Linked DNA regions of Mus musculus: all the other regions are linked to region 1. The links are chromatin loops, found by intact Hi-C in ENCODE. Cell type or tissue: left cerebral cortex. All regions are shown on one strand.

What was found. A loop is a pair of places that touch in the nucleus more often than their neighbours do. Peaks named below come from ENCODE experiments on the same cell type or tissue, not always from the same donor. Only the 100,000 strongest peaks of a DNase experiment are listed, where the experiment ranks them.
Region 2: it touches region 1 in a loop (7-fold over the local background); 8 of 42 quality-filtered maps call a loop at or near these places.
Region 3: it touches region 1 in a loop (2.5-fold over the local background); 10 of 42 quality-filtered maps call a loop at or near these places.

The regions. Positions count from the first base shown.
Region 1 is chr10:70,093,701-70,101,700 of GRCm38, forward strand. It overlaps Ccdc6 (coiled-coil domain containing 6), which reads left to right and starts at 3,421. Exons shown (of 9, transcript NM_001111121.1): 1 at 3,421-3,881. The coding sequence starts at 3,600. It overlaps Gm51771 (a long non-coding RNA gene), which reads right to left. Exons shown (of 3, transcript XR_003948903.1): 3 at 1-1,150. In left cerebral cortex, CTCF peaks have their summits at 3,329 and 4,709; DNase peaks (open chromatin) are centred at 1,505, 3,157, 3,327, 3,768 and 2 more places; H3K4me3 peaks cover 4,649 bases; H3K27ac peaks cover 3,192 bases.
Region 2 is chr10:70,179,069-70,187,068 of GRCm38, forward strand. It overlaps Ccdc6 (coiled-coil domain containing 6), which reads left to right. Exons shown (of 9, transcript NM_001111121.1): 7 at 3,092-3,192. Among named protein-coding and RNA genes, the nearest start is that of Mrln, 22 kb to the right of the region's middle. In left cerebral cortex, a CTCF peak has its summit at 7,270 (motif pointing left); DNase peaks (open chromatin) are centred at 4,305 and 7,283; H3K27ac peaks cover 350 bases.
Region 3 is chr10:70,016,870-70,024,869 of GRCm38, forward strand. It overlaps Ank3 (ankyrin 3, epithelial), which reads left to right. Exons shown (of 43, transcript NM_146005.3): 43 at 6,963-8,000. Among named protein-coding and RNA genes, the nearest start is that of Ccdc6, 76 kb to the right of the region's middle. In left cerebral cortex, a CTCF peak has its summit at 4,986 (motif pointing right); a DNase peak (open chromatin) is centred at 4,990.

The DNA of each region.
Region 1 (8,000 bases):
AGTAAGCCAGGGTTATCTCCTGCGGTTATAGGAGTGGAGACTAAGTGGAGGTCAATCTTGGGGAACAAATGTTTACATCCTAGCATGCTCAATTTTCCTTATCTAACAAGCCTGGTTAGCACCCTACTTAGAGCTGGGGTATTTTGGAGTCAGTACTCCAGAAGCTAAATTCCACGTGTGTGACTTAATATCTCCTAAGTAAATCTAGCAGGAAGTCCTTTACAGCAACACTTCTATCATTTTGGGTTTCTTCTATCTCTAGTAGAACAGCTGTTTTTGTGGTGGGTGTGGGGTTGGGGGAAGGCAGTCTTGGCAATGTTTGGAGACAGTTTTTGGTTGGCATGGAGCAGGCAGGACAGAGGCAGGTGCACTACAGCTCACTCTGACAGAAACAAAACAAAAACAAAAACACCCCAAACCTCTCTAGCCTCAAGGGTTGAAGTAGACAATGTCCAGATCCCCCTTCCAGACCCAGGGGCCAGACACAGGCTAAATGGTGTGAACTATCTTTCTTGAATGCACTGCTTCATGGGATACTTTCCACCTCTGGCCAGCCTACATCTGGTTCACCTCAAGCCTGTTTAAGACTCCAGTGGTGTATGGTGATCACCGTGTGTGTATATACATACATATGTGTATTTGTGTATGTTGTGTGTGTGTATACATACATATATACATACATACACACACACATATATATAGAAAGAGAGACATACATACACAATCATTACAATTAAGCAACAAAAATATACTAGGATTTACACCACTATTTTTATGTTTGCACTGAGAACATTAGGTTTAAAGGGTACCCAGCACATAAAAATACAACATGTTTGTATTTGAGAAACAAAGATTTAGATGTCCCCTCGAGCCTCAACTGCAAGGCACCCTTTCCTTTATCCATAAACCTGGTGACTTAAGCTCAGGGTGATGGTGATTTCATTATTTCTGCAACGGGAGGCGCTCATCTTCCCTTGCCCCTTCTTCCTGCAGGGGACTCAGCCTTCCACCTACCTTCTGATTCATTTCCCCTGGAACGCTGAGGAGTTTTTTACAATGATCCGATCTGTTTTGTATCTGGTGTTTCCATTGTAATGCTATTACAGAACCAGCGTCGTGACAAATCGTCTGTTTATGAGGGGAATCAGTTCTACAAGAAGTAGAAAATTAGGTAAGCTTCTGTTCTGCAGTAACAATAAAAACCAGGATGGGGGAGAAGAATCCTCCAATTTATTCTCATCTGTATCAGCAGGGAAGCTTGAGAAGATGAGAATTTTCTCCTAATATCTTCTCAAGCCGATGATTAACTACAGATACCATGCCAAAACTGTAGTTCCCCTAAGGAAGACCAAGATGTTCTCAAGCTTAGCCTGACACGGGCCCTTTAAGAAAACCAGGCACTTCAAACTCCACCCCTCTGCCGACTGGAAGCCTGCAGGTCGGCTTCCCAAGGCAGTAAGTTTTAGGGATAAACCGGAGAGAGCTAGTCCCCACCCCTCACTCCCGAGAGAATGCTCCAAGGGCTGTAAGCCCTCCAAACCCCGCAATCTGGAGGTGGGGTGAGAAAAGAACAATAGAAACTTGTGAAGTATGGAAGCCACGCCCACCCCAGACTGCCCTGAATAAAGCGGAAAGAATGCAGTTAAACCCCAGTCCCGGGCAGTGCTCCCCTTACCCCATCCATCTCACCCCGCGAGCTGCTTTTCCAGAAGCGTCCTGTAACCGAAGGAGCCGAGTGTCTCCTGTCCCAGACCCAACATGGCAAAAGTCAAGGAGCCAAGTAAACTTCAGTGACAAAGTGGCTCCCTCAGCAGAGGATTATTTACACTGGTGCTCTGCTGCTGGAGAGCAAAGCCAAAGGCTCTCCTGCACTCCCCTGGATTTTTAACTTTTATTGTTACATTTTGCTTCACCGACTGTGTTCCTAGCTCTAAACTCAAGCCTACCTAGGAGACGTCTTGGGGGGTGGGAGGGCTCACCGAAGTTAGCATGTCTGGGTTGTTGACTAGAGGCAGCCATCTTGGTAAACCTGAGGTCAAGGTTTCACCCCTGGCAGGTTAAGAGTTATTCCGAGGTGAGACCAGTTCCTATTTAGCAGTGGGGACGAAACATGTCTAACCACTGGATCCAATTTGGTTTAAAGACAAGGTTATGAGCCAGGAAAGCCATGTAGTCATGGCTAAGCGCTTTATAAAACTATAAAACAGTTGACAGCCAGAAAACACTTTTCATCCCGCACCCCTTTATTTTGCATTTTGTTTCCATGAGTTTGTTCTTCCGTCGACTAAACTTGGATAATAAAGCCCGCCTGGTTAGTTTCACTTTCCATTTTTTCCCCCAGAAACGAAAGCTGTTTTGTATCAGGAGGTGAAGTGTTTAGACCCTTCTCACCTGCTAGGCCTGTTTCCTACAAGCAAGCTCTCCTAAGAGGGAGGGGCCTAACAGTATTTGAATTTCTGATTCTTTGAAGCTGGGCTCTCTACAGTAGTAATTACGGTTTTATTTTTTAGCTCCTGGAGTTTTGTAGGAGTTGGAGAGCAGCGGATAATAATGGTTATACAGTTCCCCTCACTTAATCGTGGTTATTTGTTTAGCATTGTGCCTGCAGTTACTTTGGAAAATTGGTACTTGAAGTTTGTTTCAACCCTTCTGAGATTAAAAAAAAAAAAAAATTAAATAAAGCTCCCGTTTCTTTAACTAGACAAATCTTGGTTTCTTAATCCTATCCCCGTGACCGGTGCAGAGTCTTTGCAGGAGGTAAAGAGAAAAAGGTGGGTGGCGCCTGGTTCAAACAACTGGACGCACCGGGGCCTTGTGGCAAGCTAGGCTAACCTGTGGCTGCCGACATGCCACAACACAGACAGACACACAGAGAGGGAGAGAAATAGATACACAGACACACAGACAGACACACAGATACTCTTCTTTTTCGACCCACTGCAGTGCAACTTTCTGTTCCCAGCCCCAAGCGCGGTCTGCACGGGGCACCCTGGGGGAGATCCACGCGCGCCGGCGCCGATCCAAGGTGCCAGGCTCCAGCTGAGCGGGGGTGGGAGGGTGGGGTGGCCCAAGGAGCCCGGCTGCCCCTCCCACGTGTCCCGGCACCTGCGGGGCTGGCGCTGCGTGGGGTCCGCCTTTCTCCGGAAGAGGCGGCGCGGCGCGGCGGTGTATGTGTGTGTGTTGGGGGGCTGGGGCCCGGGGACGCAGGGGACCCTCCGGGGCGGGAGCACGTGCGCGGGGAGGCGGCGGGGGCTCGAGCGTCTGTGTGCAGCTGCTAGGAGAGCGCTGGGGCTGGGGCTTTGCGGGGACGGCCCCGCGGAGCGCGCCAGAGTCCCGGCGCTGCAGTACTGCCCGAGTCCGGGCGGGGTCTCTGTTCCCTGGCGGAGCAGCTCGCGCGGCCGCGGGAAGCGCCCTCTCTTTCTCCGCCGCCGCCGCCGCGCGTCTGCGCCCTGCCGCCCGCCCGCGCCGCGCTCTGAGCTCCCCCGCTCCCCAGCTCCCCCGCCGCCGCCGCGCGCCCGGCCCCGCGCCCACTCGCCGCGCGCCCACTCGCCGCGCGCCCGGCCCTCGGCGCCCGGCTCCCCGCGCCCACTCGCCCAGCCATGGCGGACAGCGCGAGCGAGAGCGACACGGACGCGGCGGGCGGCGGCCCGGCAGCCATGCAGTCGTCCTGCTCGGCGACCTCGGGCGGCAGCGGCGGGGGCGGCGGCGGGAAGTCGGGGGGCATTGTCATCTCGCCGTTCCGCCTGGAGGAGCTCACCAACCGCCTGGCCTCGCTGCAGCAGGAGAACAAGGTGCTCAAGATAGAGCTGGAGACCTACAAACTCAAGTGCAAGGCGCTGCAGGAGGAGAACCGCGACCTGCGCAAAGCCAGCGTGACCATCGTGAGTGCACCCCGCGGACCAGGGGGGACCCCCGAGTGCGCGCCCCCGTGCGGGGTTGCGGGCCTGCGGGCACAGAGAGCGGGCCTTGGGGCCACGAGCGCCCTCCCTCCCTTGAGGTGTTGGAGGTGCCTAGGGAGACTCCCCAACGTCCCCTCGTCGCCTAGGGTGGAGGTCCCTCCGAGCCAGGGCTAGAGGCTGGCGGCGTGGCTGGGGGGGGGGCGGGGTGGGACTTTCTCAACCCTAGGGTGCCTGAAGGCTCCGAATAGAGGGACACCCTCTCCGGAGCCCCCGTGAGTGGACGAAGCTGGGGTCTGTCCAGGGGTTAGTTGGGGAGACGGGGTGTGCCACTGGGCTGGGTCCCCAGTTGGCAGGAGGACGGCGCTTTGCTGGATCGCCGGCGCTGGGGGAGGGAGAGAGTGGCCCGGAATCCGGGAAGTGGAGTTTTCTGGCCAGGATGGAAAGGGAAGGGCGGGCACTGAGGCTACACCAGCACCCCGTTCGGAATCACTGTCCTTTTGGGCCCGGAGGGTGGGCGGGTACAGAGTAGTGGGGAGTGTAACGTCTGGCGCTGGCTGGGACAGGGTTGGAGCTTGAAACCAGGATGGAGGGTGGCCGCTGGGACTGCCTGGCTGAGCAAGGATGTACGTGCGTCTCCTTCATTGGTTCGAGAGTCTTAGGAGTACTTGCCTGTGAGTCTAGGTACTTGACGGGAACACAGGCCATCTGTTCTGTTTCTACCTGGCCCCTCGAGGCTCCCCTGGAAGAGGGTAAGATTAGTCTGAGATCAGCCTCCTGGTGTAGCCGAGTGGAAAGGCCCCCGTAGCGGTGATGAGGCGAAACGTAACTAGAAAAAGTACGCGTTGTGCTCTCACCTCCCATCCTTGCCAACTCTACATCATTAACATGCAGAATCCCCCACAGACAACCCTATTCAGATCAAAACAGTTTCCCAGCCAGCAGCACGGAAAGAAAATGTCAAGGAATCAAGGAGGATAAATTGCCAGAGCCGCTTGCACACAGCTGATTAGATGAAACCCTTCCAGTGGAGAAAAAGAGATTTGGTGGTGGGTCAGGGATCATATCCTGGAGACGAGAACGGGACAAATTTAAGCTGCCCTTGTGCCAAGAAAAAGTGATATGTGTGTGTGTGTGTGCCCTGTGGCTTCTATATGGCTGCCTTGGTTTGTGTAGCTAGCCGGTCTCAGTCTCCACTAGAGAGGCAGTGTGATTTGCAACCTAAATAGCAGTTGGTCTTGCAGAAAAGCATCTTACTTGCTCTTAACCAGTCCCGTTCTATGCGAGTACATCTCCAGGCAGCAAGTTACTGGATTGGCCTTTTGATAGTAAAGGAAAGCCGTTTGTGGAGGTAACCATGTAAGCCTTTTCTGGGCTAAGAAAGGACTCTGCAGAGTTGCTGTTGAAGAACAGAGGGACAGGACAGTTGGAGGTTGTTGTTTATTTAAAATCTGATGCACAGGAACGCTATTTAAAATGTGCCGTAAAGGACAGCGTTGGTCGCTTGCAGAGCTGGAACCACGGAAGGGAGCAGAACTTACAGGAGGAGGGGGTACCACCTCTCTGGCCTCTTGTTTGCCCGAGCAGCAGGTCAGGCTGCTGTTTGTGTGGAGACAGGAAACACAATGAAAGGTTATCTGTTTGACCTGCTGACCCATAAGCAGGTCTGTTACTTGTACACAGACACACTGGCCTTGCAGGGACAAACTGGCCTTGCAGGGACAAGCATGTTCGTCAGTGGCAAGCAAAGCCAGACACCTCCTGAGTACTTAACAGTGGATGAGGTGGGGGAAGCTTTGGTTCTTTGGCTCTCACTCTCAGTGACCGACCACTAACTTACAGTCAGAGCCATGGTGCTAGGAAGTTGTTCTGTAGTCCTAGCCAGTAAAGTTGTTAAGTCATTCAAGCTGACCACTTGCAAGTGTGGGGCAGGCCTCAAAGTTCGTTTTCTTTCTTTCTCTCTCCCTCTCTCCCTCTCTCCCTCTCTCCGTCTCCCTCTCCCTCTCCCTCTCCCTCTCTCTCTCTCTCTCTCTCTCTCTCTCTCTCTCTCTCTCTCCCCTAATGTATTCAAGGAGATAAAAGAGCACATGGCCCACCTGAGTACCTCACTCTTGGCAGGGGTTTAAGGGGCTAATTGTCAGGGGCAGGAAAGAGATTGAGGAGGCTGTTCACCTGAGATGTAGCTGTTCACCTGAGATGTAGATTTGGGGGCAGGGTCCCCCCTCTGAATTGGCTTAAGCCAGGAGAGTCCACTCCAGCGTCCAGCCGTGCGCTGCCTGACACACCTGACTGGGAAGACTCTGACAAGGGTTAGGTAGCTCATGCAGGCCTCTGCAGGTTTCCAGAGTTTTAGTTAATTTGACACGAAGGGGAGTAACGGCAAGCCATTTCTTGCTTTCTATGCTCTTGCGCTTCTAATTGTGACAATCATTTTCCTGACGATGTACAGTAAAGGTGATGAAGGCTGTACTTAGATACGACAAGGACGGCCTGTTGACTTTCAGTTGTACCTTGATGGGGTGGGGTAGTGGAGACCCCCTTGAAGAGTAGGCTATTTTCCCCAGTCGGTTGAGGTTTACGGTAAAGACCGGCATAGTTTCTGCCACCTGCTTCCTATACCCTCTGTAGGCACAACTCCCTCCACCACCAGCCTCCGGAGCAACAGAGTGGGGCAGTTGTTAAGAATTGAGGGTCCCACGTGTACCCATAGTCTGTGGTTTACGTTAGGGCTCACTGTTGGAGTTGGATATTCTTTTTTGTTGTTGTTTTGTTTTTGTTTTTGTTTTTCAAGACAGGGTTTCTCTGTGTAGCCCTGCCTGTCCTGGAACTCACTCTGTAGACCAAGCTGGCCTTGAACTCAGAAATCCGCCTGCCTCTGCCTCCCAAGTGCTGGGATTAAAGGCGTGTGCCACCACTGCCCCCCCCCTTTTTTAATAAAGATTTATTTGTTTTACATATGTGAGTACATGGTTACTCTCTTGAGACACACCAGAAGAGGGCATTGGATCCCATTACAGAGGGTTGTGAGCCACCATGTGGTTGCTGGGAATTGAACTCAGGACCTCTGGAAGAGCAGCCAGTGCTCTTAACTACTGAGCCATCTCTCCCATAAGACCTGGACATTGCTGAGCCCTCCCTCACTGTAGTGGGGATGTCCTGTGGGTGTGGAAAGGTTTGCCCTGTCACACACTCGATAGAATGAATGGAAGGATTCCCCATCCTCTTTCTTTTGCGTGTGTATGCATGTGTGCCCGCCCATGCACACGCTCACACCAGGCATGCATACGTATCTATGGAAGCCTGGGATTGTGTTCTTTGATTTGTCTCTTCTTTATTGAGATAGGGTCTCTCTCACGTGACCCCACAGCCTGCAGATTAGGTTAGTCTAGCCAGCTGGCCAGGCCAGTTTGCTCAGGGGTTTCTCTGTTTCCACCTTCCGAGGGCTGAGATTACAAGTGGATGCTAGGCCCACCGAGGTTTTGATGGATTTTCCTTGGGTTCTGAGAACCCGGTCTTCAAGCTTACACAACAGGTACCTTATCCAATGACCCTCTACAGTATTTATTTTTTTGTGGCTTGTTTCTTTTTAGGGCTTGGTTGTGACCATTTATCTACTGAAGGGCATCTTAGTTGTTTGCAAGTTCCAGCGGTTGTGAATAAATCTGCCTTAAGCATTCACATCCATTTGTCTAGACAAAAGATTTCAGCTCATTTGGGTAAATACCCAGGATTAGAGTTGCTGGGTTATGTGGTAATTGAGTGTTTACTCTTGTAAGAAATTGCCAGTGATAAATGACATTTGGGGGTGCTCTCCCTCACAGAATGTGGTCCTGCTCTTCCTGGATTCTGATCTTTCTCACAGGCCTGTACTGGTCCCAAAGTGATGTACAAGGCTCCAGTGAGCTCCAGTGAGCTCTCCGGTCTGCTCTGGTAGAGCCGGTTCATTCCTACTGCGAATCCCAATTTAAAAAGTGTGGATCCTTTGGTCTGTTTCCTCAGAATCTCTAGAGTAAGAGGAAGCCATTGCCTGTGGGGAGAGAGTGTGTGACTTTGTAACAGGCCTCTTCTCTTGGCCTGTCCATCATATGGGGGAGGAGTTAGAGC
Region 2 (8,000 bases), 85 kb after region 1:
AATTTGGTTGGTCTCTGTCTCAAGGTTAGTTGGGCTAAGGCTACGTCAAAGTTAACTTTTCAAAGAGCCAGCTTCGCTATTGCTTATTATTATTAATAATAATACTATGGGTTATTACTATTGATGATTATTTCCATCTCATTAGAACTTTGTCCTGATCTTAATATTTCTATCTATTGATTTTTGGATTTGACATGTATCCTTTTTTTCTCAACCCTTGGCACTTCACAGGTCCCTGTTTGTTCCCTTGCTTGTTGTCCTGCATAGATCACCCTTCACCCTAGCCTCAGTGTTATTCCGCTGCTCTGTGTTTTCGGGGTCTTCACTGTAAGACGTTTAGGGTTCTTCTATCTTGCCTCTTTCTATCCACGCGGCCATTTTCTTCCTCCGACTCTGGGAAACTTTGCGCATTGTTTTTACTAAATGGGTTTTCTGTGTCTTTAGCTTGCACTTCTCTGTCTCCTATGCTGGAATGAGCGTCCTGCTGGTAACTAGAGCAGCTGCTCTCTGCATGGGTACCTCTGTCAGATCCGGCCCTCTTGTCTCCTCCTCAGCACTTGGTATTGAGGAAGTCGTTAAGATAACTAACAAATCCAAATACAACAAAGAGCTTTTTGAGCACCAGCTAAGGAATTAGCCTTCTTCTGACACAGACCATTTCTGACCAGGTGTGGCCATATTTCACTGAAAGGGAGTTAGAGCCTCTTAAGATGTCTGGGCACCCACTGTGTGGGCACCCACTGTGTGAGACCTAGGTCACCAGCTGGGTGTCTTAGGGTTTTACTGCAATGAACACCACGACCAAGGCAACTCTTAACATAGGACAACATTTAATTGGGGCTGGGTAACAGGTTCAGAGGTTCAGTCCATTATCATCAAGGTGAGACCATGGTAACATCCAGGGGCTACAGGAGCTTAAGATTTCTACCTCCTGTTCCTGAGGCATTTAGGAGAAGACTGGCTTCCAGGAAGCTGGGAGGAGGGTCTCAGAGCACACCCTCACAGTGACACACTTCCTTCAAAAAGGCCACACCTAATAGCACCTCTCCCTGGACCAAGCATATTCAAACCACCGCATGGGGTCTGGTCTGTGAGGATAAAGTGTGACTAGCCACACAGCCCTCTGCCTCTGTCCACCAGAGAAATAATAGATCCAGAGACATAGATCCAGAGAAATAATAGATCCAGAGACATAGATCTAGAGAAATAATAGATCCAGAGACATAGTTCCAGAGAAATAATAGATCCAGAGACATAGATCTAGAGAAATAATAGATCCAGAGACATAGATCTAGAGAAATAATAGATCCAGAGACATAGTTCCAGAGAAATAATAGATCCAGAGACATAGATCTAGAGAAATAATAGATCCAGAGACATAGATCTAGAGAAATAATAGATCCAGAGACATAGATCCAGAGAAATAATAGATCCAGAGACATAGATCCAGAGAAATAATAGATCCAGAGACATAGATCCAGAGGACTGCAAAGCTCCCCACCACTTCTGTGGATGCTTTCAAGAAAACCGGATTTTTAAAATAATGGCAAGTTATAAACGGGACTCTAGAAGTTACAGAAGAATGACAAGCTTCCCTCTTTAAAATCTCTCTGCTTCCTCACTTGAAAAGGTTTTACTGTATTTTGAAATTGTAATCCCTGCTTCTAAGTCTGTTCTTGACAGTTTCCCATTCTCAGTAAAACGGTTTGACTGAACACGTCAGCCCAAACACAAAGCAGTTCACTAGATATTTTACTAACTACTTTAAGACTCGGGGGAGCTGGAGTACAGAGCACCTAGGGCTGGGCTTCAGAGGGGCCGCTCTTAGAAGATGTGGCTTCCAGATAGATGGGCCACTTCCTCCAGAGCTGACGTTCACGGCGCAAGTTTGCTTTATTTCTGTTGGGTTTGTTGTTGTGTTTGTGGGTTTTGGGGGGGTGGTGTGTCCTGTAGTCCTGAGCTAACCTTGCGTTTTGATCCTCCTGCTTCTGCCCCAGATTGCTGGGATTAGAGGCGTGTGCCACCAGAGTGCTAGAGGCACAACCCAGGGCTTCATGCATGCTGCTGCAAAAACTCTCCCCAACTGAGCTACATCCCCAGCCCTGCTTTTACTTATTTTTGTAAGTTATTCAAGGTACCATGGAGTTGCTAAGTACCTGGTTAAGTAGCACTCTGCACCCCAGAATTGAGCCATTGAGATAGATCTAGGGGAAAGAAAATACCAGACACTTAAGACTGTAAGGGGTGATCTTAAACCACCTTCCTGTTTGTATAATATAAGGAAACGCCCCACCTGGTGTTCTTATGGTGGACTGTCCTAAAGAAGGGAAGGAGACAGAGACAGGCGTCTAGTTGAGCTGTGTGTCATTCAAGCTTCATTAACCTGCTTGGAAGGGGCTGGGTCAGTCCCTCGTGTGAATAAACACCAGGGCTAATGGTGCTCTGAGGTCCAAGTCCATGCCTGGTTAGCCTTAAGACCAGGGAGGATGGTTTGTCAGGAAGTCTGTCAAACAGAAATCCCCCTGCATCAGCACTGTATGCTTGGTTTGCAAAGTGAAAGCCGACGGTCCCCGTAATCACACGTCAGCATCTTTGGGCCCAATGTGAGCTAGACTCAGCACAGAGTGGCTGGGCATGACCCGCCCAGGGTGCCCAGCACTGGTGTCTTCTGTTAAATTCTAACCTGTTAAGCAGAGCCTGCCTTGTGAAAACCTTGGCACTCGGCCTAGGGGCATATTTGTCCTTCAGTGTGTTAAGTATCAGTGAGCCTGTTGATTTTGAGTTTCAAGTAACAATTCAAATAGATATATCTGTGTGCTTGTGAGGTCACTGGCAGGACTCCAGGACAGGTCCCTTGTGATATTTATGTGTTGCGTGGCTACGACAAGTCTCTGGGGATGATGACACTTGTGAGACTAGAGCAGTGTGACTCCGGAGTCCTCTGTACTAGAGATGTCCCCTGGGTACAGCCTCTCCAGCTCCCAGGATTTTGACCTTAGGTTGTGCCTTGAGAGCTTCACTCCTAGGGTTTCTTCTGCTGAGGCCCACGTGAACATGGGTGTTTGAACCACTTCCTCCTCTCTCCTTTCAGGTATTTTAATGAGATGTCTGCACAAGGATTGAGACCTCGCACTGTGTCCAGCCCAATCCCTTACACGCCTTCTCCCAGCTCAAGCAGACCTATATCACCCGGTGAGTGTGTCTGCGGGCTACCTCGGTGTGGCTGTTTTCCAGCTGTTTAGTGCGCATGTGTATGTGTGTGACTGTGGCTGTGTGTGTGTGTGGTGGTTGTGTATATGTAGCTGTGTGTATATGTATATGGGGGGCTGTAGGGGGGTTGCAAAGGGGCTGTGCATGTGGCTGTGGGGGGCTGAGGCTGTTTGGGGGGCTGTGTGTATGGCTAGGGCTGTGGCAGGGGCTGTGTGTATGTGTTAGGGCTGTTTGGGGGGCTGGGAGGGTTGTATGTGTGTATATGACTGAATGTGTGCCTGTGTGGCACTGGGAATTGGACCCAGGCCCTCACACAGATTTAGCTAGATGCTCACCGATGGTTTTTAGCTAGCTCTTGTGGTTGTATTCCCTTCTATTTTGTGATTTTTAAATCTAAGTCACCATTAGTACTGAGTATTTATTGGTTGGAGACCTTAAACAACAAAGTCCCTTGATTTACTTTCTTAATTATTTATTATTTAGTGTTTTTCTTTACTTTTTAACTTTTATCTTTGAGGATTTCATATTATCTGTCTGCCCCGTCTTCCTCAGTGTTCACTGAGCCTTAGGTACAGATGATGATGATGATGGTGGTGGTGATGGACGACCTTCAATTTGACTTCAAAACCTCTTTCTAGAAGACTGTGTGTGTGACTAGTCTTAGGGGATGGGCAGGGTTCCTGGGTTGATTGCAGGATGTCTTCCCATGTGTCTTTTATGGGTTCCTTCACTTCATTCCAACTGCCTTAATCTCACTTTTGCTGTCGGTAGTAATCTGGGCATCGTTTTCTTCCCTTGTGAAAATAGAAGCGCAGCCAGTCACGGGTTACTAGCTCTGGGTCTTTGGGCGAAGAGGAGGCCAAGTTGAGCGTCTTTATCCAAAAACCAGTGTCTCCCACTCCCCCTCACCCCCCCACCCCCAGCACAAGCTGCCTCCTGATCCTTGCAGTGGTTTGTGAGCCAAGCCTCGCTGGCCTGGTAGGTTGCTTATGCAAGCAAGACAGCTAGCGTCTCCCACTGCTGGCTTTGTTAGCACGGGCCTTGCCTTTCCCAGCATGCTTGCCTTCATCTGACCCCAAATACTCCTGAGTGTCCCAGGCTGGGCACCAGCAGGGCTTGGGGCTCCCGTGTAGGGGGGCGGGTATGTGGTCCACCCTGAGGGGGAAGAGGAAGTAGGGAGGAGGCGTGAGGCAGGAGTGGGGGGTTGGGGGGAGAGAAGGCTCATGTCTGGAGGCTTTTGTTTCTGTGCCTGTGGATAAACAAGCTGCAGATAGACTTGAGGGACAAGCGGGGTGCCAGGTTGGCAAGTGTCACTGTAGGGGTGGCCTTGCAAAGGCTTTCTTAGGACTGTGGTTCCTTTTGTCTGAGGCCATACTTAATTAAGACAAGGATTTCCCTTAAGGTTCATGAAGGGGACATGATGTTCTAGAAGCAGTACAATTAGGACAGTGTGGTAGAAATGACTTGGCTTTATTAGTTTGGAATCTAGCCAGCACTACCGTGACATCTATTGTTCTTGCTGCTGCTGTTGTTGTTGTTGTGTGGATAGGTGGTTTCTTTGTGTCTTCGAGCCATTTGAGTGCAGGTTCTCGGTTCAGCAGGGAGCAGTGGGTCCCCTGAGACTGGAGTTAGGATGTTGTGCTGCCATGCTCTGAGTACTGGGATTAGCATCAGGTCTTCCGAGAACAGAGTAGCCAGGGCTCTAACCATTGAGCCACCGCTGAAGCCTGCCGCGTCCTCTGAGGAGACACTCAGAGCCAACAGTAAAGAGTCTCCCACGTGGTGACAGCTCTTCTGTTGGAACTGTGAGCTCTCTAAGGCAAAGGAGACCAAGGACAGACACTGGATTCCTACCCAAGCCATTGTTCCTTGCTCTTGCCAAAAGGATATTCCCAGATCTGAACTCATTTCTCTAGTCTCCAGTGGCCTCAGTCTCATCTCAAAAACTTCTCATAGCTGCTCCTCCATATTCCCCAGGACAGTGCTAGGGCGATAGAGGTTTCATTTTACTGTCTGACTTGCTGGTGCAAGAGGAAGGCTTGAGTCAGGAGTAAGGAGGGTCCGAATGCCACCTCATGCTGGGTGGAATTTAATACCTTATGTAATCTGTTTAAAGGTAACAAAATTTCTACAGGAATGTCTTTTTCAAGTGATCAGAAGAAATACTGCAGTCTGGGGTGGGGTTTCAGAATGCTAAAGATCTGACAGAGTCAGGAGCCTTGGGTACCAAAGCTCAGTGTGACCGATAAAAGCCATCTAATTTTCTGCATTGTGATGTTTCTGTCACAGTATTGCCTAATGGTGTTGTTCCCTAGCAGTTTGGGGACACTGTTACGTCACATTGAAATTCCTGATGGACACATTTCTGAAATAGATGTCCCTGTCCGTAAGCCGCTCTGAATGTGTACTGTACGCAGATTTCCAAGTCCAAGGAAGTTCACTCTGTGTGTGTGTGTGTGTGTGTGTGTGTATACACACATGTGTGTGTGTATGTGTGTGTGTATTTTCATATTCCTGGGCTAAAGGGTGAGGTGCATGGTAATTTAAGATTTAAGGAAGAATAAAAATTAATAAGACCACCAAGATTATAGAAGATTATAGTCAATAGGGCCTGAGGAAGGGGGTTAAGAAAAAAACCACTAATAACTCATGTAGGCTTGCAGTCATCTTCTGAGGATGCTACAGCGGTTATGTTTACTAATGGTGGGCTCTGTAACACAGTGAGATTGAATAATTTCTCCCGTGGCTCAGAATCTGCTGCTGAGCACCGTTCCCGGATTGATTGGCTTTAGGGTCAGGCCTGGGGTTAGAGTTAGGGTCATAGGGTTTGATGTTCACCGTTGAGAATTGCTGGCCTAGAGCAGCAGAAGTTGGGGAGGGGCAGCAATAGAGAGTCTGAAGAGTCTTGGTAGCTAACATGATCTAAAAAAAAAATTTTTTTTTTTTTAAATTAGCCTAGTTAATAGGCTGGAGTTTTTTGTTTCATGAAAGGAACTTCTTTTTTTTAATTATTATTTTATATTTTTAATGTGTGTGAATGAATACTTTGCATGCACGTATGTATGTCTGTGTGTCACATGTATACCTGATTCGTTCAGAGGACAGAAAGAGGTACTTAGGTCCCCTGGAACTAGACTATACACCCCTGTGTGAGCGCTGGGTCTCAGTCCTACATGAGCAATGAATGCTCTGCTGAGCCTCTCTCCAGCCCCAAAAGCCATCTCTTGAACCCTCTTTAAAGCTAAGGCATCGTTTTCTTACAAATGCATCTTGGGTTTTCAGGAGTGAGATGTGTGTGCGATTTTTCGTTTTGCTTTTGCTTGGTGGTGGGGTTCAAAGCCAGACCTTGTGCAGGTCAGTAGACAACCCTTCCACCCCCACTACCCCCAGCCTTAACCTCACTTTCCTCACAAGTAGGCAGGGACCCTGCTCCTGGACTGTTATTTAAAGACAAGCTCTCCAATCTCAGCTAATCAATAAACAGCACGTTAAATCACCACCTTGGTATTAGAGACTATCAGAGCCCCGCTTTATAAACTCAAGTCAAAAAAAAATCAATTGGGAATGAGAAATGTATCACACATAAAGCGCCACTGACGTAATCAAGTCGGGAGATAAGTCCTCAGCATTTGCTGAGAGGCCACAGGAAAGTCCTCTAAGGAGGTACTTACTCGGTATATCTTTATGGAAACGGACAGCAAAGCTTCCGTACAATTCGAGGCAACAATAAATGGTCAGTACGGCTTGGCCACTTGCCACCTGCAGGTCCTTAAAAGAAGATGACTCTGGTCCCTTTCCAACCAAGCCTTTTTCTATTAGTTTTCACTTCAGCCACTTTTATAGCGCTGTATTAGTTAATACTGTGACCAAACTCCTGACCGGAAGCAATCTAAGGGAAGGGCAGAGAGTGGCCTACAGCTTGTCTTGTACGGGTGACAGGAGCGGGGGACCTAAGGCAGCTGCTCACATTAAAGTGAGGCCCAACTGTGAAACCTCTATCACTTCTGAGACCCACCCTACCCCTTAAGGGTTCCACAGCTTTCCCAAACAGCACCATCTGCTGGAGACTGAGATTCAAGCACCCGAACCTGTGGTCACGGTGGAGGGTGCACTTGCACACGGAAGCATGGCCAGAGCCTACCTGTCCTTGCGGTTTTTTCAGTTAGATGCTAGGAGGCCAAGACGTAAGGCGCTGGGTTCATGCACTGTAAGTGTTGCCCAGACCAGTGCAGCCTTCACTTCTGAGTATTTCAAGTATGGGTCGTTGGACTCTACCCTGGGCCTGTGATGTGTGTGCATGGCTCTGTGTGTGTGTGTGTGTGTGTGTGTGTGTGTGTGTGTGTGTGTGTGTGTGTAGAGGTGTACATGTGTGGGCGGGTACACATGTACTTGGAAGCTAGAAGACTGCCTCAAGCATTCCTCAGGAGTGAGCCATCCAACTTGTGTTTTGAAACAGTGTCTCCCGTTGGCCTGCAATTTGCCAATCCAGCTAGGCTTGCTGACTAGCAAGTCCCAGGGATCGTTCCTGGCACGGTCAATGGTTGATGGGCTAAAGCTCACGTCCTCCTCGTGCACGTGCAGGAAGAACTTCACTGACTGATAGGTGCTGCTGCAAGGCACCATGGGAATGAGGCTGGCTTCCTACAGGAAACCTGCCAAACATGACAGTGGGCAGAGGGTTGACTGCCCTTAACTCTTGGCTCCTTTCAGAGAACCTTGGCCTGTGTGGGGCTTTTGTATCCTATATTGGATTAGGTTACAAAGTTTGCATGCACACACATACTTACAAC
Region 3 (8,000 bases), 77 kb before region 1:
TGTTCACCACAGATGCCCTGGAAACAGAATTTACCATGTGGACTCCAGAGTCTTTCTTTGTGGCTAATTCTCTTGGATTGGCACCCTTAGTGTCCCCGGCTAACTTAAGCAGCGGGTCCTAAAAGGTTAAGAAAATTACCCACAGTCTCATAAAAGCAGCAGAACTAGGAAATAAGTCCTAACTGACTCCCTCCCGAATGCTCCTCCTCAGACTCACTGCAGACCTGACCTGGCGGGTCGCCCCAAGTCAACAGGAAGCAAATAGAGAAAGACCATCATCTCGGTCTCCGAGGTTGGGGTGGATGGGTTCAGTCACTTTATGAATTATAGATATGTTGTCATTTTAAGGGATAATTCACAAATAATTATAGTTTTGGCCAGGGAGGAAACTAAATAGAGAGCTCAGACTCAAGGATTTCTGTCTTTCTTTCCTCTCCTCTGTCCTTCTTTCTTAGGTAAAGGGAAGGGGGTTAAAAAGAGAAAATGGGAATAGAGTAATATTATAAGAAATTAGACAAACAGGGATAGATTATTACATTTATTCCTAAAGCATCTTATAGCCATAATCTTTGTATATTGATACAAAATTTAAAATTAGTTGTGCTACTCTTAGATAGAAGTTGTGCCTATACAACTCATTGGGGAATACAAGGCTCAGACCCAGGCCTTTCGATAGCTGCTATTACAAACTGTTTAGAATTAAGTAATGTAAGTTCATGGTCAGATAGTCAAACGCACGGTCATATTAGATTCTCATTTAGTTAATTACAATAAAATGTTTTCAAGGTTATTCAGACAGTAAATAGCTAAAAATAGTCAATGTTTAACAATTCCTTTAGGGGGCTGGAAAGATGGCTCAGCAGTTAAGAGCACTGACTACTCTGCCAAAGGTCCTGAGTTCAATTCCCAGCAACCACATGGTGGCTCACAGCTATCTGTAATGGGATCCGATGCCCTTTTCTGGTGTGTCTAAGGACAGAGGCAGTGTACTCATATAAATAAAAATAAATAAATCTTTAAAAAATGTAAACAATTCCATTAGGCTATATATAGATAGATGGTCTTCAAAATGAACTCCAAGTTACTCACCTGTGGGGATTTGATCTTCACTCTCTAAAACCCACAGGAGGTGACTTAATGTGCTAGGTAAAAGCGTCACCACTGAGCTAACCCGCACAGCCCAAGGCCTTTGGGGATACGCGCTAAACCTCAAAGTAGCCTAACCGCTAAGTACTAGCGTTACAGGCTGAGTGGTAGAGTACTTACCCAGCATGCACAAGGCTCTGCCTGGGTTCAGGCCCCAGCAGCAAATGCATCTCTTCACATACCTGTCCCCCACAAACTGGGAAATGCATGCGGGTAATTCTAGCTCTTTAGCCGCTGAGGCTGGACTATTGCAAGGTTTAGAGGACTCAGTTACCTATCCATCATTCCCAGTGGCAGTCTTTCTGGGCCTGGAGATCTCCGTGTGGCCATTGGGGACATAGAGGTGAATCGATAGGGGTGCCAGGTAGCTTACCAGCTCTATGGGTTTGGCCAAGTTATCCAGCTTGCATGTTGCCACTTCCTCAGAGGGAACAGTGAAGGAGCTTGGAACGACCCCTGGTTGAACAACAATAACCCTCTGTAGAAAGATAGTAGTAACATGCCTCCAACTTGTTTCAGAACTCACTCAGTTTTTCCACATAAATTGCTTAATAACAGTAGTTGCTAAGCCTGTAGGAACCCTCAATTGGGAGGCTCTATTATAAAAGTATTAGAAGAAGCAAGAAGGAAACAAGTGTAGCAGCTGGCCAAGCTCAGGCACAGCAGTGGCAGCAGGGGGAGATCTCAGCTTAGCCATCCATCCCTGCTTCAGGCGAGGGTGGTTTGCTACAGTCACTATCAATGGGTCTCATGGTAAACTGAGGCAGTCAGCAGACCAGGTTTCTACTCCTTTTCTTTACCAAGAAATGAAGCCCAAAGAGACCCAGACAAAGCCAGAGGAGGTAGTGACCATTCCTCTCCCCTTCAGAGCCTGAGGTAGTTCATCCCACTTGGGGCCTCTCTGGGACATTTTCCCAGAATGTATCTGAGATACAGATAACTTGCCATCTGTTTTCCGGATACAGGATGGAGACAGAATTGAAGCCAGGTATTTTGGCTCTTGCCATTTTAATTCTCTGTGTAGTAGGGACTTAATACTACCCTGTTATTAGGATTGAGGTAATTCACTTCACAGCAGTGCCAGATATATAATAAACGCTTAATAAAGAAAAATGAAGCAAATGCATTTTAAAATATGCATTCATCTGCTTCCAGTATGTCACTTAACCCCCTTGCTGGGAAAGAGCAAAGTTGAAAAGGCCTCATTTATTGGTACTAGCTGAAGAGGAAAACTGTTGTGAGATGGGTATTAGGCCATTAAGTTTTCAGCCAAGTGTGCACTGGTGCACGTCTCTAATCATAGCACTTTGGAGACGGAGGCAAGAAGATCCAGAATTCAAGGCAAGAATGAGACTCAGTCTCCAAAAAGAGAGAAAGGAAAGAAGGAAGGAAGGAGGGAGGGTGGAAGGGAGGGAGGGAGGGAATAAGGAAGGAGAGAGAAAAAAAGACAAGAAAAGAAAAACCGAAAACTAAAATTAAAGGAAAAGTAAACCTTAATTTTTGATTATAGTTTCATTTTGTAATGAAAATTACTGCTTTTTAAAAAGAAATAGGGCCAGGAAGATGGCTCCACAGGTGACTGTGCTTGCCACCAAGCCTAATGTAGTGGTTTGAATGAGAATGGCCCTGTAGGCCCATATTTGAATACTTGGCTCCACAGTTGATTGAACTGTTTGGGAAGGACTAGGAGGTGTGGCCTTATTGGAGGAAGTATGTCAGTGGGGGTGTGAGCTTTGAGGTTTAAAAAGCCCTCACCATTCTAAGTTAGCACTCTCTTTCTCTCTCTCTCTCTCTCTCTCTCTCTCTCTCTCTCTCTCTTCAGTCTCCCCCTCTCCCTCCCTCTCCCCCTCTCCCCCTCTCCCTTTCTCTGCCTCATGGTTGTGGGTTGAAATATAAGTTCTCTGCCTGCTTGAGAGCTTACCTATTCCTGTGTTCCCTGGTTTGATAGTTTGGGGCTCACCCCCTGAAACTGTAAACCTCCAATGGACTCTTTCTTCTATAAATTGCATTGGTCGTGGAGTCTCAGCACAGCAATTTAAAAGTAACTAAGACACCCGAGTTCAATCCCTGGGACCCACATGGTAGAAGGACACAACCAACTGCCACAAGTTGTCCCCTCCATACATACATTGTGGTGTGCATATATATATATATATATGCATGCACAGACATGCTGTATTAGTCAGAGTTCTCTAGAGTTACAGAACTTATGAAATGTCTCTATATATTAAGGGAATAAATTGTGATAACTTACAGTCTGTAGTCCAACTAACCCAGCAGGGGAAGAGACATGGGAGGGGTGTGAAGGGAAGAACAGGGCATTTCCTGTGTGAACAGCAAGACCCCATGAAGTCCCTCAGGGGAGAGGTGATGTACAAAGGAGGTTCTGCCTCTTTAGAGTCTAGGGTCTGCACTTTCAAGGAGCCAGAATTTAAAAGGAACTTGAGGAATTCCATACATGTTGATTAGAGAAGGAAGTCTACGTAGATACAGATTCAGGAGCAGCAAAAGATAATTTGCTATCCTGTGTCATCTTAGTTAGGGTTTTACTGCTGTGAACAGACACCATGACCAAGGCAACTCTTTTTTTTTTTTTTTTTTTTTTTTGGTTTTTCGAGACAGGGTTTCTCTGTATAGCCCTGGCTCTCCTGGTACCAAGGCAACTCTTATAAGGACAACATTTAATTGGGACGGGACTGGCTTGCAGGTTCAGAGATTCAGTCCATTATCATCAAAGTGGGAGCATGGCAGAACCCAGGCAGGCATTGTGCAGGAGGAGCTGAGAGTTCTACCTCTTGTTCCAAAGGCAAACAAGACAAGTCTGGCTCCCATGTGGTTAAGAGTGGGGTCTCAGAGCCCACTCGCACAGTGACACACTTTTTCTAACAAGACCACACCTCCCAATAGTACCACTCCCTGGGTTAAACATTTAAACCACCACATGTGTATACCTGATGAGGTATGCAGTCTTTATTTTCAGAGTAGGGCTAGAGGTAAACACTGGCAGCATCAAAGTCTTAGAAACGAATGTCTAGATTTACTCTTGATCTATAAAACCCCTCCAGATGTCTGTGTACACATTAAGCTTTGGGAAGCATGCTCCCAGGACCCATCGTTGGCACTGTGGCTTGATCGAACGCTAGAACTAACTAGAGAGTTGGCGTGGGAGTGGTTGCTGGTTTTCATCACTGGCCCCTGTGGGCGTGGCGTGGACTGGACACTGGGGCTCATTAAGTCATATTGTACAGCCATAAAGTTTGAGAACCAGGAGAGAATGTGACTCCAGTAGATGTGAGAGATAAATCCTCCAGTGTGTACTGGGCTCAGAACAAAACAAAAAGCAAACAAACAAACCTGAGTACTTCCATGGGACTCTAAATTGGCTCTCAGGTCAGCACCTGAGCCTTTGCTAGATCTGGAGCCGTGTTTTGTAAGTATCATTTAACATGTTTCTTAAAGTGACAATGAATCAGTATCAGAGTATCTGTGATATTCTTTCTACACTCCCATTTTTTACATTCAGAAGGCTACGCCTAGCCCACAGGCACACCCCTCCTTCCAAGGTTTCTGTTTTTTTTTTTTTTTTTTTTTTTTGGTTTTTCGAGACAGGGTTTCTCTGTGTAGCCCTGGCTGCCCTGGAACTCACTCTGTAGACCAGGCTGGCCTCAAACTCAGAAATCCGCCTGCCTCTGCCTCCGGAGTGCTGGGATTAAAGGTATGCGCCACCACTGCCCGGCATCCTTCTAAAGTTTCTTAAGTTCTTTCTGTTAGCTGTGCTCACAGAGCTCCAGATTCCATTTCTGAAATGTCATCGTGGAGCCTGTCCACAACATCCCGTCCATCAGAGGGCGCTCTCACCTCAGGTGGTTTTCTAGCAAGTTGCTTAGCCAAGGTCCTCGTCCTCTCTGTGCGATGCTGTTCTCGGTAGGAAATGTTTTGCCACACTAGCATTGCTAAACCCATGGGGTTGGGACCTACATTCTGGCCACCTAAGAACAAGAAAGATTTGAAGGATGACTACTGCTTTTTAAAAATAGCAACATACAGAGGGCAGGATATAATTAACCCAATATTAAGAAGCTGTAAAAACGGGGCTAGAGAGATGGCTCAGCGAATAAGAGCGCTGACTGCCCTTCTGAAAGTCCTAAGTTCAAATCCCAGCAACCACATGGTGGCTCAAAACCATATGATCATGAGATCTGATGCTCTTGTCTGGAGTGTCTGAAGACAGCTACAGTGTACTTACATAGAATAATAAATAAATCTTTATATATATATATACATATATATACACACATATATATATACACACATACACACACACACACACATATATAAAACAAAAAGCTGTAAAAGCCATCCACTCTGTCTAGAAAGACAATATTGGCTTACACTGAGAAGAGACAGGCTTTGTTTTGTTTTTTAATACAAATTTAACTTGGGACGTTAGCTTGGTTATTAGAAAATATAAAGAAATGGGTGAGAGTTCACCCATCCTGTCTCATGTTTGTAGAAACTTACTAGACCTTATTAAACTTGTCATAGAAGAGGTGGGTTAAAATTTCACATCCCAAGGAAACTGGGAGACTCAAGGGCAAGTTTAGATAAAACTGCTGCGAGTTTGCCCAGAGTGAAGAGGGCAACCATGATTGAGCCACCTAAGCAGCCTGGTGCCTGGAAGATTTGGATTTAATGACAGCAACCAAGGTGTGAAAATCCTGATCGACAGGGTTTGCCCACCCTCTGTAATTGGATCTACTGAAAGTGAGTCACTTTCTGTCCTTGGAGGAGCACAAGTGTTGAAATCTCAGAGGAGTGGGTACTTTGGTGTTCTTGGCTCCAGTCACTGGTGACCTGGGGCGGGGAGGTCAGTCCCTTAAAAAAAAAAAAAAAAAAAAACACACAGTCAGACCCATAACAGGAGACCAGGGGACGAGCGAGCAGTTCCAGGGAGTTTACCCAGGATGGGGTGACCTGGGTGCTCCATCCAGGAAAAAACGTGTCTGAATAAACAACCTGAAGGTCACTAGGATGCTTCAGTCCCTGCCCCTGGGTAAGCAAGATTCTAAAGGTTCTCTGTGAGCTTCAGAAAAGATTTGCCTGTGACTGAAAAGGTTTGGTGTTTTGTTTTGTTTTGTTTGTTCTTATAATCATTCCTGCCTCGAGGTGGAAATCAGCTTCCGGACTTGAAGGAGAAGGCGAGACTCTTCTACGAAGCAGGGAGAGCAAGGGACAAAACTTGTCTTCTTGGGGTGCAGGCCAAGGAGCGACAAACAGCTCTTGAGTAGCTGAGGAGCCCTGTATTATCCCAGTTTCAGGATACTCCCAACTCATCCTTGAAAGCCACAAGCTCAGGAAGATTGTGTGATAACTCTCAGAATCACCTAGCCAATAGCACTGATTTCTGGGCGCTTTCTTGGATCCCCTAGGGCCTGGTCCCCTGAGGTACTTACCAAGAACACCCTATTAACAAGCCGAGGGTCCTCAGTCTCTGAACCCTGGACGGTGAACAGCAAAGATGTCCTCGGCAAGCTCTCCTTTTATATATAGAAAGGCCAAAGCTGTGTCTCGGTTGGTGAAATATTTGCTAGAGTGCAGGGATCCCAGGTTTTAGACCCCAGCACCACAAACCCTAGTTACTGTGGCAGAGGCGGGATGATCCGGAGTTCAAGGTCATCCTAGGTTACACAGCAAGTTCAAGGCCAACCTAGGCTACATGAGACCCCGTATCCAAAAAAACCACAAAGATAAAATAAAATACAAAGCAGACAATGAAAACTAAACTTACCGCCTCCCATTTGTTTCCCTCTCTGCAGGACCACTTGGTCATACTGCCAGTATTGAGAAACTCACCAGAGATCAGCAGGAAGAAAAATAGTCACCAAGAGTGGAGTGTGGGTCAGCTGCTTCCACCACACGTCAGTGACACGATTTTTTTTTTGTAAACGCAGAAGGAAAACGAAAATCACATTTTTTCTTTCATTTAGCATGAGCCGATCTACAAAGCATGGAAACTCACATTCATTCCCGGCACTGAAATGCACACTGAGCAAGTGCAGTGTACGACACAGGAAGCCATGTTCTTCAGACCCGGTCTCAAGTAATTTAGTGTCATTTTCAAAGAAGACAGACAAAACAACACCTGTGCCACCCAGGAGGAGGGGCAGCAGAGGACGGAATGATCAAATCAAGAAGACACACTAAAATTACTAAATTCACAACAGCTCGCCTTATTTTTCTCGGACCCAAACTAACTGTCAGGGTATAAACACTGTTCCTTTCTTTCTTTCTTTCTTTCTTTCTTTTTTTTTTTAAAGAAAAATAATAATAATAATAATGAAAAAAATCAATAGTTTTGCTGTAAATAATAACACTGTAAATTCTAACAGAAGAAACTACAATAAAGAATTATAAGGCACCCGCCTCACAGAACACAAAGATATCACAAATGCATCCAAGGACAGGCGTCCCAAGTGACTTCACCCTGGACAAGGATGGGGATCCAGCGCTCTCGGGACTCTTTCACTGACTCTTGTATATTAGCAATTATGTTTGTACACGCAAAACTGCTAGCTTGATTTTAAAAGAAAAAAAATGCAAATCTTTAAAAAGGAAAAAAAAAAAAAAACCTGCTGCAAATTTAAATAATTCCCCAAACGAGGAATTCTGTAGTTCTGTGAAAAAAAATTTTTTTTTCTTCAGAATATTAATATTTTGATGCATGCATATCACCTTATTTTGATTAAATCTTTTCCAATTTTGCAAACACTACAGTCTCCTGCAACATGGGAGATTTTATCTGTAAACACAAAGCCCTTCATCTAATATTTATTGCTATTGCCAATTTTTCAATG